2 separate regions of the Homo sapiens genome follow, and region 1 is linked to region 2. Evidence: read pairs that join two places in POLR2A ChIA-PET (ENCODE). Cell type or tissue: A673. All regions are shown on one strand. Each heading gives the region's core, and the rest is flanking DNA. Links, peaks and the distances in the headings are about the cores only. Region 1 overlaps CAV2-DT (CAV2 divergent transcript). Region 2 overlaps TES (testin LIM domain protein).

Evidence for each region. ChIA-PET counts read pairs that join two places held together with the same protein. Peaks named below come from ENCODE experiments on the same cell type or tissue, not always from the same donor. Only the 100,000 strongest peaks of a DNase experiment are listed, where the experiment ranks them.
Region 1: POLR2A ChIA-PET joins it to region 2 with 9 read pairs; 7 of 35 experiments call an interaction of 5 or more read pairs at or near these places.

What each region holds. Positions count from the first base shown.
Region 1 is chr7:116,483,867-116,489,260 of GRCh38, forward strand. All of the region lies in intron 1 of CAV2-DT (CAV2 divergent transcript), which reads right to left. Among named protein-coding and RNA genes, the nearest start is that of CAV2-DT, 13 kb to the right of the region's middle. In A673, for the core only: no CTCF peak of the experiment used is centred there; no DNase peak of the experiment used is centred there; H3K27ac peaks cover 1,809 bases.
Region 2 is chr7:116,251,644-116,257,037 of GRCh38, forward strand. It overlaps TES (testin LIM domain protein), which reads left to right. Exons shown (of 7, transcript NM_015641.4): 5 at 117-332; 6 at 675-833. It overlaps LOC124901730 (a long non-coding RNA gene), which reads right to left. Exons shown (of 4, transcript XR_007060485.1): 1 at 3,475-5,394. Among named protein-coding and RNA genes, the nearest start is that of TES, 44 kb to the left of the region's middle. In A673, for the core only: no CTCF peak of the experiment used is centred there; no DNase peak of the experiment used is centred there; H3K27ac peaks cover 2,216 bases.

The DNA.
Region 1 (5,394 bases), core at 150-5,149, 230 kb after region 2:
CAGCATAAAATGGAAAAGTAAGTAACAGAAAAGAAACCTGAGGGGTTGGAAAGTATCCTATCTTGGTCCATTGCAATGTTCTCTTTTTATTTTCAATATCCACTGAGTTTGGAAAAACGTGCCCCTTTGTAAATTTCTAGGTTGACATATAAAATGCCTTCTTCACCACAGTTTAAATAGCTGCACAGAAAGAAATTTCCAGAATATTATAAATACTAACATTACCCTTTTAAGTATATCCAATAAAATATAAATATTACATCAATATGATGCCATCATCATCTATTTTACAAACATATGAGCAAATACATGCTCAACTCTTCAAGTGTCAAAAATTTGGCTTGGTCCTTTTTTTCCTCAAAACAATTATTCTGTGTGATTTCTCCTGCAGAATCTATAATAGAATATTATTTTAAAGTAATTTTTTATTATACTTTAAGTTCTGGGATACATGTGCAGAACATGCAGGTTTGTTACATAGGTATACATGTGCCATGGTGGTTTGCTGCACCCATCAACCCATCATCTACATTAGGTATTTCTCCTAATGCTATCCCTCCCCTTGCCCCCAACTCCCCGACAGGCCCTGGTGTGTGATGTTCCCCTCCCTGTGTCCATGTATTCTTACTGTTCAACTTACGAGTGAGAACATGCGGTGTTTGGTTTTCTGTTCTTGTGTTAGTTTGCTAAGAATGATCATTTCCAGCTTCATCCATGACTCTGCAAAGGACATGAACTCATTCTTTTTTATGGCTGCATAGTGTTCCATGGTGCATATGTGCCACATTTTCTTTATACAGTCTATATTTAATGCTAAAATTATTTTTGATCACCTTAGCATATTTCTCTGCCACAAAAATACGCCTATAAAATGAAATTAATTTTTGCTGCCTATGATAATAATACCTAAGAATTACAGGTTTCCTTCTGGAGTATTGTTTTAATTATTAGTAGTTCACAATAATAAATAATAGTAATTACTATTAAAAACAGTAGTATACATTTTATTTATCAATTAAAAACAAATTTTAAACTGTAATAATAGTATATAATTGATCAATAAATTATAAGTAGTACACAAATTTTGGTGAAAATTGCTAAACATAAAAAGAATAATGTATTGGAAATGTTTATTTTAATGAGCTGGATTAGAGGTAATGCTTATGCACTCTGATTGAAGAAGATTTTGCTGCCAGTCCTACTGTAATTTCTCCTTTCCCCACGTCTTCCTCCTGGAGGCTTTTACACTACCGAGTACAGCAGCATGGTGAGTTCAGGATGGGTCTGCATTTCTTTGTAATTCTTTATATTTCTGTATAAAATGGGAAAGGAGCAAGCTTTTTTTTTTTTTTTTTTTTTGAGATAGCATCTTGTTCTGTCTCCCAGTCTGGAGCCTGCAGTCTTGACCTCCTAGGCTTAAGCCATCCTCCCACCTCAGCCTCCTGGGTACCTGGAAGTACAGGTACACACAACCACACCCAGCATTTTTTGTTTGTTTTGTTTTGTTTGGAGAAATGGAATCTCACTATGTTGTCAGAGCTGGTCTCAAACTCCTGGCTTCAAGAAATCCTCCCACTTTGGCCTCTCAAAGTACTAAAATTACAGGCATGAGCCACTGTGCCTGGCTGAAAGAAGCAAATTTGAAAAAAAAGGAAAACCACAGACACAGATCAGTTATCTGGCAAATTAGTTTTGGTAGAGTATATAGAGAAGTCAAACAAATGAAAACTGATTCCCTTAAAACTACTTTTCAGTGAGCCAAGATCACGCCATTGCACTCCAGCCTGGACAACAGAGCCAGACTCTGTCTCAAAAGAAAACAAAACAACAACAAAAACAAAAACAACTACTTTTGCTCATATGCTCTTTGGTTAGCTTCCAAATATCTCCCAATAGAATCTATAGATGTTATTGTATTTGTCCTGTTGGCAGACATGAGAAAAACTCCCCACATAACTCTCTGAAACAGCAGCACACGCCCCCTTGCAACACACTCCCCACCACAGGGAATTGCCCAATTCCGTTATCTTAGAGATGCTGTTTCACTTAATCAACAGATTCTGTTACTCTAGGAATTAAAAATTGATTTGGTAAAATTTCAATTACTCAAATACTGGTAAAGGTTATTCTTTGTCTGGCCGGACGCGGTGGCTCACTCCTGTAATCCCAGCACTTTGGGAGGCCGAGGCGGGCGGATCATGAGGTCAGGAGATCGAGACCATCCTGCCCAACATTGTGAAACTCCGTCTCTACTAAAAATACAACAACAAAATTAGCCAAGGGTGATGGCAGGCACCTGTAGTCCCAGCTACTCGGGAGGCTGAGGCGGGAGAATGGCGTGAAGCCGGGAGGCGGAGCTTGCAGTGAGTGGAGATGGCCCCACTGCACTCCAGCCTGGGAGACAGAGCAAGACTCTTTGTCTTAAAAAAAAAAAAAAAAAAAGTTTATTCTTTGTCAATATTGCTTCAGTTATTTTCTTAAGACAATTTAAATCAGCCCAGCAAAAATGAGCAATTAACTGAACCAGTCAATAAGCCAATCTTTGCTGGGCCCAAACTACATGTTCTATTTTGTATTAGATCCTGATAAGGTTTCAAAATAAATAAGAGGCACAGACCTTATCTTCTACAGTTTTTCTGGAGAAAAGAGTATCATGCCCCCAGAAAAGATATAACTAATAGCGCAATACACTGTAAGTTCATTCCCACATGACAAATCCAAGGGAAAAAAATAACTATGTAATATTAAGTTTATAAAATGAAATAAGAATTTTCATAGTGGAGAAAATGTTTTAGGTTAAAAACTATTCAACTTTTAGCTTAGAAGTCTGATGTTGCTCTTTGAATGGCATATGTGTTGGCTAACATCTTGTACAAAAATGCTAGTGACTAGGAAAATGTAAATCAATAAAATACCATTTCTCATACACTAGGATGGCTATAATTAAAAAAACACATAATAACTAGTATTCATGGGGACATGGAAAACATGCTAGTAGGAATGTAAAATGGTGCAGTCACTTTGGAAAACAGCCTGGCAGTTCCTCAAAAGATTAAACATAGAGTTAACATGATTCACTCCTAGGTATATACCCAAGAGAAATGAAAACAAGTGTGTATTTTAAAACATAGATACAAATGTTCAAAGCAGCATTATTTGTTATAACCCAAAAGTGGAAATAACCAAATGTCCATTAACTGATGAACAGATAGCATTGCTAAAAAGGAATATTATTCACCAATAAACCTTGGAAACATTAGGCTAAGTGAAAGACATCAGTCACATAAACCACATATTGTATGAATTCATTTATAGAAAATGCCCACAATAGGCAAATCTACACAGACAGAAAGTAGCTCAGTAGTTGCCTAGGACAGGAGGAGATGGAAAGCTCGGGTGATGTTAGCTAATGCGTCTGGATTTCTTTTGGGGTAATAAAAATGTTTTAAAATTTATTGTGGTGATTGATGATTGTACAACTCTGTGAATATACTAAAAACTATATTGTACACTTCAAATTTGTAAATTATATGTTAGATTAATTATAGCTCAATAAAGCTGTTATTTAAAAAAAGAAACATAAATATGTCTAAATATTTTTCTGTATTTATTCCAACTTTTACTTATTCTCCCAAATCATACAAACTACATACATTTCCTTCTATGATTTTAGTCTGGCATTTTTTGAGGCATTTCACAGCTATTTGGGTAGAACCTGCAGCCATGTGGGTGGCTGTTTCCCTGGCTGGTGCTCCAGGGTCAGCCCACTCCCCTTGGAGAGGCATGTGCCACTCCCATGGATTTGGAATGCTATCCACCTGTTTTCTCCGGCCCCCCACTTTTGTTTGTTGTTGAAGAACTAGCAAAGTCCTGACTATCCAAGTTTCTCAAATTAATTATAACTTTCTGGTGTTATCAATCAGAAAATCAGTAGGGAAAAATTCTAAACAATAATTGGCCCACAACTAACTTTTTATTTGCCTTTGAAATAATGTGTGCTTTTAATCACAGATTTAAATTATTAATTCCATTTTGGATACAATATGAGCACTCCAATTGCAGAATGTTCACACTGAAGAGGGTTGAAAGGAAACTATCTGAGGCATTTCTAGTATTCAGAGGAAAGCAACTACAGAATTGAACGTTTGTTTGAGAATCACCATAAAATGTGTAATTCATATGCAGATAATAAAAGATTCATGATTTGATCTTTGAGCTTCCAGAACAATAGCACCTCACTGTGTAGAAAAATAAAGCCAACTATATTACGCAAGCACACACCTTAAATATTTTATTATTGAAAAATTCCTTTCAAATAAGTGTGATATCTCACTGGATGAGTCCAGGACGATGTATAAAGAAATGTGGGTTTATAGCCTGGATTCAACATTTAATAATCATGGAAACTTCGTCAAATCTGTGAACTTCCCTGAGCCTCAGTTTTTTTGTCTCTAATATGGGTGTAATAGCAATAACCCGGCCTGCTCACAAGATAGTTCTTAGGAGCAATGTGACAGTACTTGCAGAAAAATGTAAAAGATGTGTATAATATTAAGAATTATTACTCAGATGAGCAAATTGGACCTTATTCAGTATGAGGCCCCCTCCCTCCCCTCCCTTTGGTTGCCTTATTTGTAAGCATTGACCCTCTAAGTAGGCTAAAATTTATTGAGTATCTTTTCTGAAAATTACAGAGATAAACATTGTCTCAAGCATTTTCTTTTATTATTACGTTTCTGCTATTTGTCATTGAAGAACCCAACGATAAGAGAGGTTGACTAACAACCAAATTTATACCTGAGTTTTAGATCAGAAATTAAAACCTGGGAGGCCGAGGCGGGTGGATTACGAAGTCAGGAGATCGAGACCATCCTGGCTAACATGGTGAAACCCCGTCTCTACTAACAATACAAAAAATTAGCCTGGCATGGTGGTGGGCGCCTGTAGTCCCAGCTACTTGGGAGGCTGAGGCAGGAGAATGGCGTGAACCCGGGAGGCGGAGCTTGCAGTGACCAGAGATCGTGCCACTGCACTCCAGCCTGGGCAACAGAGCAAGATTCCACCTCAAAAAAAAAAAAAAAAAATTAAAAGCTAACTCTAAACTTACATTTTTTTTTGTAATACACCATGCTTTTGGGGGAAATTCTCCCTTCTGTAATCTAAACAACCTCCCTTCCTTTAAAACACTCACATTAGAGGATCCACCATCCATAGCTCCTGAAAAGGGAAGAGGATGATGTGAAGACGATTATCAAGCTAGGGTGGCGATACGTCCTAATATGCCTAGGACAGTCCCTGTGTAGGCTGATTGTAATTATCCTGATGTAATTGTGATGTAATTATCAACAATTCCGCCCTCTCTTTTTACTCTCAAAAAGTTTTGGTTTGAATCTG
Region 2 (5,394 bases), core at 326-5,325:
CTGGACTCCAGCCTGGGCGACAGAGTGAGACTCAGTCTCAAAAAAAAAAAAAGAAAGAAAGAAAAGAAATGGCAGTCTTCTAATGACTAGGTTGTTCTGGATGGCTTCCCTTTCAGTCCTGCTATTGCTGCAAACTGAGTATGAAAGAAGGTGACCCAGCCATCTATGCCGAAAGGGCTGGCTATGATAAACTGTGGCACCCAGCTTGTTTTGTCTGCAGCACCTGCCATGAACTCCTGGTTGACATGATTTATTTTTGGAAGAATGAGAAGCTATACTGTGGCAGACATTACTGTGACAGCGAGAAACCCCGATGTGCTGGCTGTGACGAGGTATGTTCTATGGGACCACCGGCATGCTGGTGCCCTCTTAGACCCTCATATGGTCCCTTTACCTAGAAGGCAACAAGACTTGACCAAACAGCAGTTGCTCTGTTTACATCCAAAGAAGTTTTAAAAAATAAACTTCTGATATCATTCATTCTGTCTGTGTTAATTGGGTTGACAAATGAAAGACTAGAAATATAAAAGATTGATTTAGACTAAACTAAGTGATAGCATAAGTTCAAGCTTTAGGTTATCATTTTCAAACTTTAGACCCTGAGAAAGTATGTTGTTACAGATATAAATCTCTTATTATATAAAAATCCATCTTTATTTTTATCTTCTTCCTAGCTGATATTCAGCAATGAGTATACCCAGGCAGAAAACCAGAATTGGCACCTGAAACACTTCTGCTGCTTTGACTGTGATAGCATTCTAGCTGGGGAGATATACGTGATGGTCAATGACAAGCCCGTGTGCAAGCCCTGCTATGTGAAGAATCACGCTGTGGTGAGAAGTGTTCTAAGGATATGGTTGCCTCAGCCTGCTTTAGGACTTGAGTTTATGCTTTTCTTAAAGCCTCTTACAAATGGGAAACAGAAAGCAGTCCTCCTAAGTAGAAAGCAAATTATTCCTACCACAGGGTGTTAAAATCAAGGCAATTCAAAAACAATACATGCATTGACTATGAGCCACCTCAAGATTTCTACTTGTGAAATTTACAATATCAATTATAGGTACTGCTTAATAATAAAATCCTCACTTAAAAAAATTCTTAATGGGAATGAGATTGTTTTATTTTCATGGTTAGCAATCAGATTCCATTTCAATAAAGGTGTCTAGGGGCTATTGATATTCTTTAGCTCTATTTGAATATGATGCTTTCTGTTTGTGTTATTGGACCACCCACTGGAATTTTGTTTTTGCTACCTGGAGATTGTAAGATACCTATTTCTTAAACCCTCATTGAATTGATTTAGCATAACAAAACTTGGCCTGCGTATTTAGATTTTTGTGTGGGCCAAACATTCCAATGTGAAAGTATATTTTTTCTTGCATTTACTCTGCTTACACAGAGCTGCTGTTGTATAATGGCCAAGTGATGGTAATGTAGATAAAGGGTAAAAAGTTGACCATAGATGGTAAAGTGTATAATCCAGGAGTATCCAAATAGACATTTACTTCTTTATATGCAGCAAAACACATATGTGTTAATGGTCCCCTGAGCTATCAAGTAAAAGGGACTCCTGGCTAAGGAATGAAATTACATATGGTTTATATAGTTATATATAGTTATAAGAGTGTGGTACTGTGAAGATAAGGTAACAAGTTTTTATGTCAATGCCAATTTTCAGCGTTCACCCATTGCCCCAGATACAGTTATTCATTCTCTATCAACTGTGCCTCACCAATATATTTCACATTCTTATAATTACAACCATTCTACTTTAGACCTTTTTTTTTGTTGTTATTTTGACTATTGCAGTGGCCTCAAATTTCGTTCCTCCACTTTCATTCATCTTGCTCAAAAGCTACCCACCATAATGATGGAAAATTATCTTCCTAAAATGCAAATTATTAAACTTTTGATAGATCTGGCCCCTTCTTGCCTCTCCTGTCCCTTCTACTAGTTATCCAACGCAAATCATACATTTCCACACGTTCACCATCATTTTCTAGTTTACACACTGTTGTCTTTTGCTTACTCCTAATAGTTTTTCTAATACACCGTACTTTTCCCTGTTTTACCTGACTGTACCTACACATTTATTCCTTTAGATTCAGTTTAGGTTTAACTTTTTTTCGGAACACCTTTCCTGATTCACTATGCCCAAACTCCACCATTTCCTCCAGACTCTCCATGTTCCCAATGGTGTGTGTGTGGGTGGGTGTGTGGGGGTGTGTGTGTGTGTGAATATCATTCATCTGTCTCCTTCACTAGACTGTAAGCAGCTGGAGGGTAGAGCTTGCCTTATATCTTGCTTTCTATATCTTCAGTGTCAGCACTTAGAAAATGTTTGAGTGACTGACTCGTGTTCTTAATATTTCTCGCTTTGGGGTTACCATGGTCATTCCTTTACCTAGGGAACAAGACGTCAAATCACCATGTAACCTGATACATTATTTAGCTAAAAACTGCTTCAATGAATATTGTTGCAACAGTTTTTCTACAGACTAAAGGTATTATAATGTATACCTTTTTTTTTGCTGCTGTCTGACCTTTAGTCTCAAGGACTAGAATGTAACTCCATCAGGGCAGGGATTTTTTTATCTGCCTTTTCTATTCTGTTCCCAACACTAGGACAACATAGGTGCTCAATAAAAATTTATTGAAACAGATGAAACTGCTTTTTTTTCTTTTTTTAGCTGTTACAAGCTTCTCTGTATTACATTGTTTCTAATCAATGGCAGGGTATAACCACAGATATGATTTGTTTAAATAAAAGAATTTTCAAATTATTTAGTTTTATAGCATAGCATCATTTTGGCCAGGCATGGTGGCTCACGCCTGTAATCCCAGCACTTTGGGAGGCCAAGGTGGGCGAATCATGAGGTCAGGAGTTCGAGACCAGCCTGGCCAACATGGTGAAACCCCGTCTCTATTAAAAATACAAAAAAATTAGCTGGGCGTGGTGGCAGGTGCCTGTAATTCCAGCTACTTGGGAGGCTGAGGCAGGAGAATTGCTTGAACCTGGGAGGTGGAGGTTGCAATGAGCCGAGATCCTGCCACTGCACCCCAAGCCCAGGTGATTGATAGTGCGACACTCCGTCTCAAAAAAAATATATATATATGTGTGTGTGTGTGTGTGTGTGTGTGTGTGTGTGTGTGTAGCATCATTTCTTTTATGTTTACTTTCTCAGTGGGATATACCATTGGCCTTTGCCTAATATTAAAATGAGCATACATATCCATTGCCAGAACAGATTCCAGCTAACAGCAAAGAGAGCTACCCACACAGCATGCTACATTATATAAAATTTGGAGAAGGTTATCTAGTTCAGGGCATTGATCTGCTTAGATCTTTTCATCTTAAAGAGAGAAAATACAAATTATTTTTAGACCTGAAATCAAGTGCTCAACTCCAAACAACATTTCTGAGAAAAAAAAAAAAAAGTACCTGGAAGGAAAAAACATGGCAGATGCACCTACTTTGTCTCTGTGTAGTCACTAGAACTCCATAGTTACCCCCAGAATTCACATCCGTCAGATTCATAGGACACTCCTGCAGAGAGCTCATTACAACAGGTGTCATTAGCTCTTTTACATCCTGTGTACAAATAAGAAGAGGGATTGAAGGAAATAAGAATTCTTTGAAATATTAAAGGTTTAGGAACATGGGAAGATCAAATGGCAGGCAGGAAGTGGTGAAGCACATCATCTCCCTGAAGGGTTCTGCAGTCCCCAGGCCCTTGGCGCAGCCTGGGCCAATTTTAGATTTTTGAGGAATTAGGGAACAGTAGATTCGACCTGTGATTACATGTCAGATTTTGAATGAATGGTAATCAAATTATTAGTAAAATGAAATTTTATGAAACCCCAGACTTTAATTCTCTATACCATTTATGTGTACTAATTATCTTTTTGCTTAATTTTCTTAATTTCATGTGTAATTGAACATTAGTTATCTCTTTTTTGTAAATTGCAACTGAAAATGTGTGTTTTGGGTAATTTTAAAAAATCACAGGTCTGAGAAAAAGAAGATAGATCATGGTCTGAAAGCAAGGGAATAAAACACACGGTGTATTTTACAAGAACACATTCAAAATACATAAACAAGAAATATTGAAAGACTGTTCTTATCACAAGGAAATCATAAATGTTTAAGGAGAGGGATATCCTAATTACCCTGATTTGATCACTACACTATGTATACATGTATTGAAACATCACATAGTACACCCATAAATATGTACAATTATGTGTTGATCATAAATTTTAAAATGGAAAGATTAATATGAAATGCAGAAAATAAGACATTCTAAATGCATAATAAAGCTATAAAAATATATACAAAAAGCAGTTGCTTGCATGGTGCAGCTGCACATTAGAAATGTGCTTGTAATTGAAACGTTCATTTTTATAGTATTCAGGAATAGTGTGTTGATCAAAGAATTTTCATTGTATCTCAGGGAAGACTGGGTTGACCTAACTTATAGATTACAGAGCTATAATCTCTGTAATCAGAAGCAATGTAACAAAAATATGCAGGTCTGAAATGGACATATATAACCAGGCCTCACTTCACTGCCTAAACCAATTACCCAGTGAGTAGCAGCCACATTTTGAAGTCTTTTCAAGTAAGGAGGCTCAAGCTGAATGACCTCCACTCACCTGTTCCCACCCCTTATCCCTCAGTAATTCCTGACAATCACATTACGAGACCAAGGGTGCTTAAGATTAGTCACTGTGATACCAGACAGTCTTGCTGGCTTCTTCACTTGTTATGAAATATTTAAAACAAAAACTTTAAGACAGCCATATTCATTCAGAACATGTATAAACTATAAGGCATGGACTATCCAGTGTTTCAGAGGTCCGAACTGGTTTTCTGTTTTCTGCTATAACATAGGTTATTTATTCATTTTCCTCATGTGCATGTTTGAATAAGAAGAAAATTTTGTGGTGTAAATGTATGTATGTTTGTGTATGTATATACATGTTTGTATGTCATGTATATATACATAACACATACTGAATGGTACAGGGATTGTAAGTATTAATGTTCTACAATATTAGATTACACATAAATTATGACTGATCTTATGACAGAATAGAAGCCAATTAACTACAAGTTATATTTTTAGTGCAAATTCATTTTTCTCAAACACTGTCAGTATTTTTAATTGAGTCCTTAATTACTTTGAACATGATTTTAATTTACTACTGTCTAGAAATTAGTGGTGTTAATAATCTCATGTGTCATAGGTAAGACAGGTAAAATTACCACTTCAAAGCTTTAATGAACAAGGAAAAATCATAAACTTCTGTGTAATTACAAATGTGCAATCTAATAAAATACATCAGAACTAAGCACACTGCTTTGGAACTTCCCATCAAGACTTTCTGCCT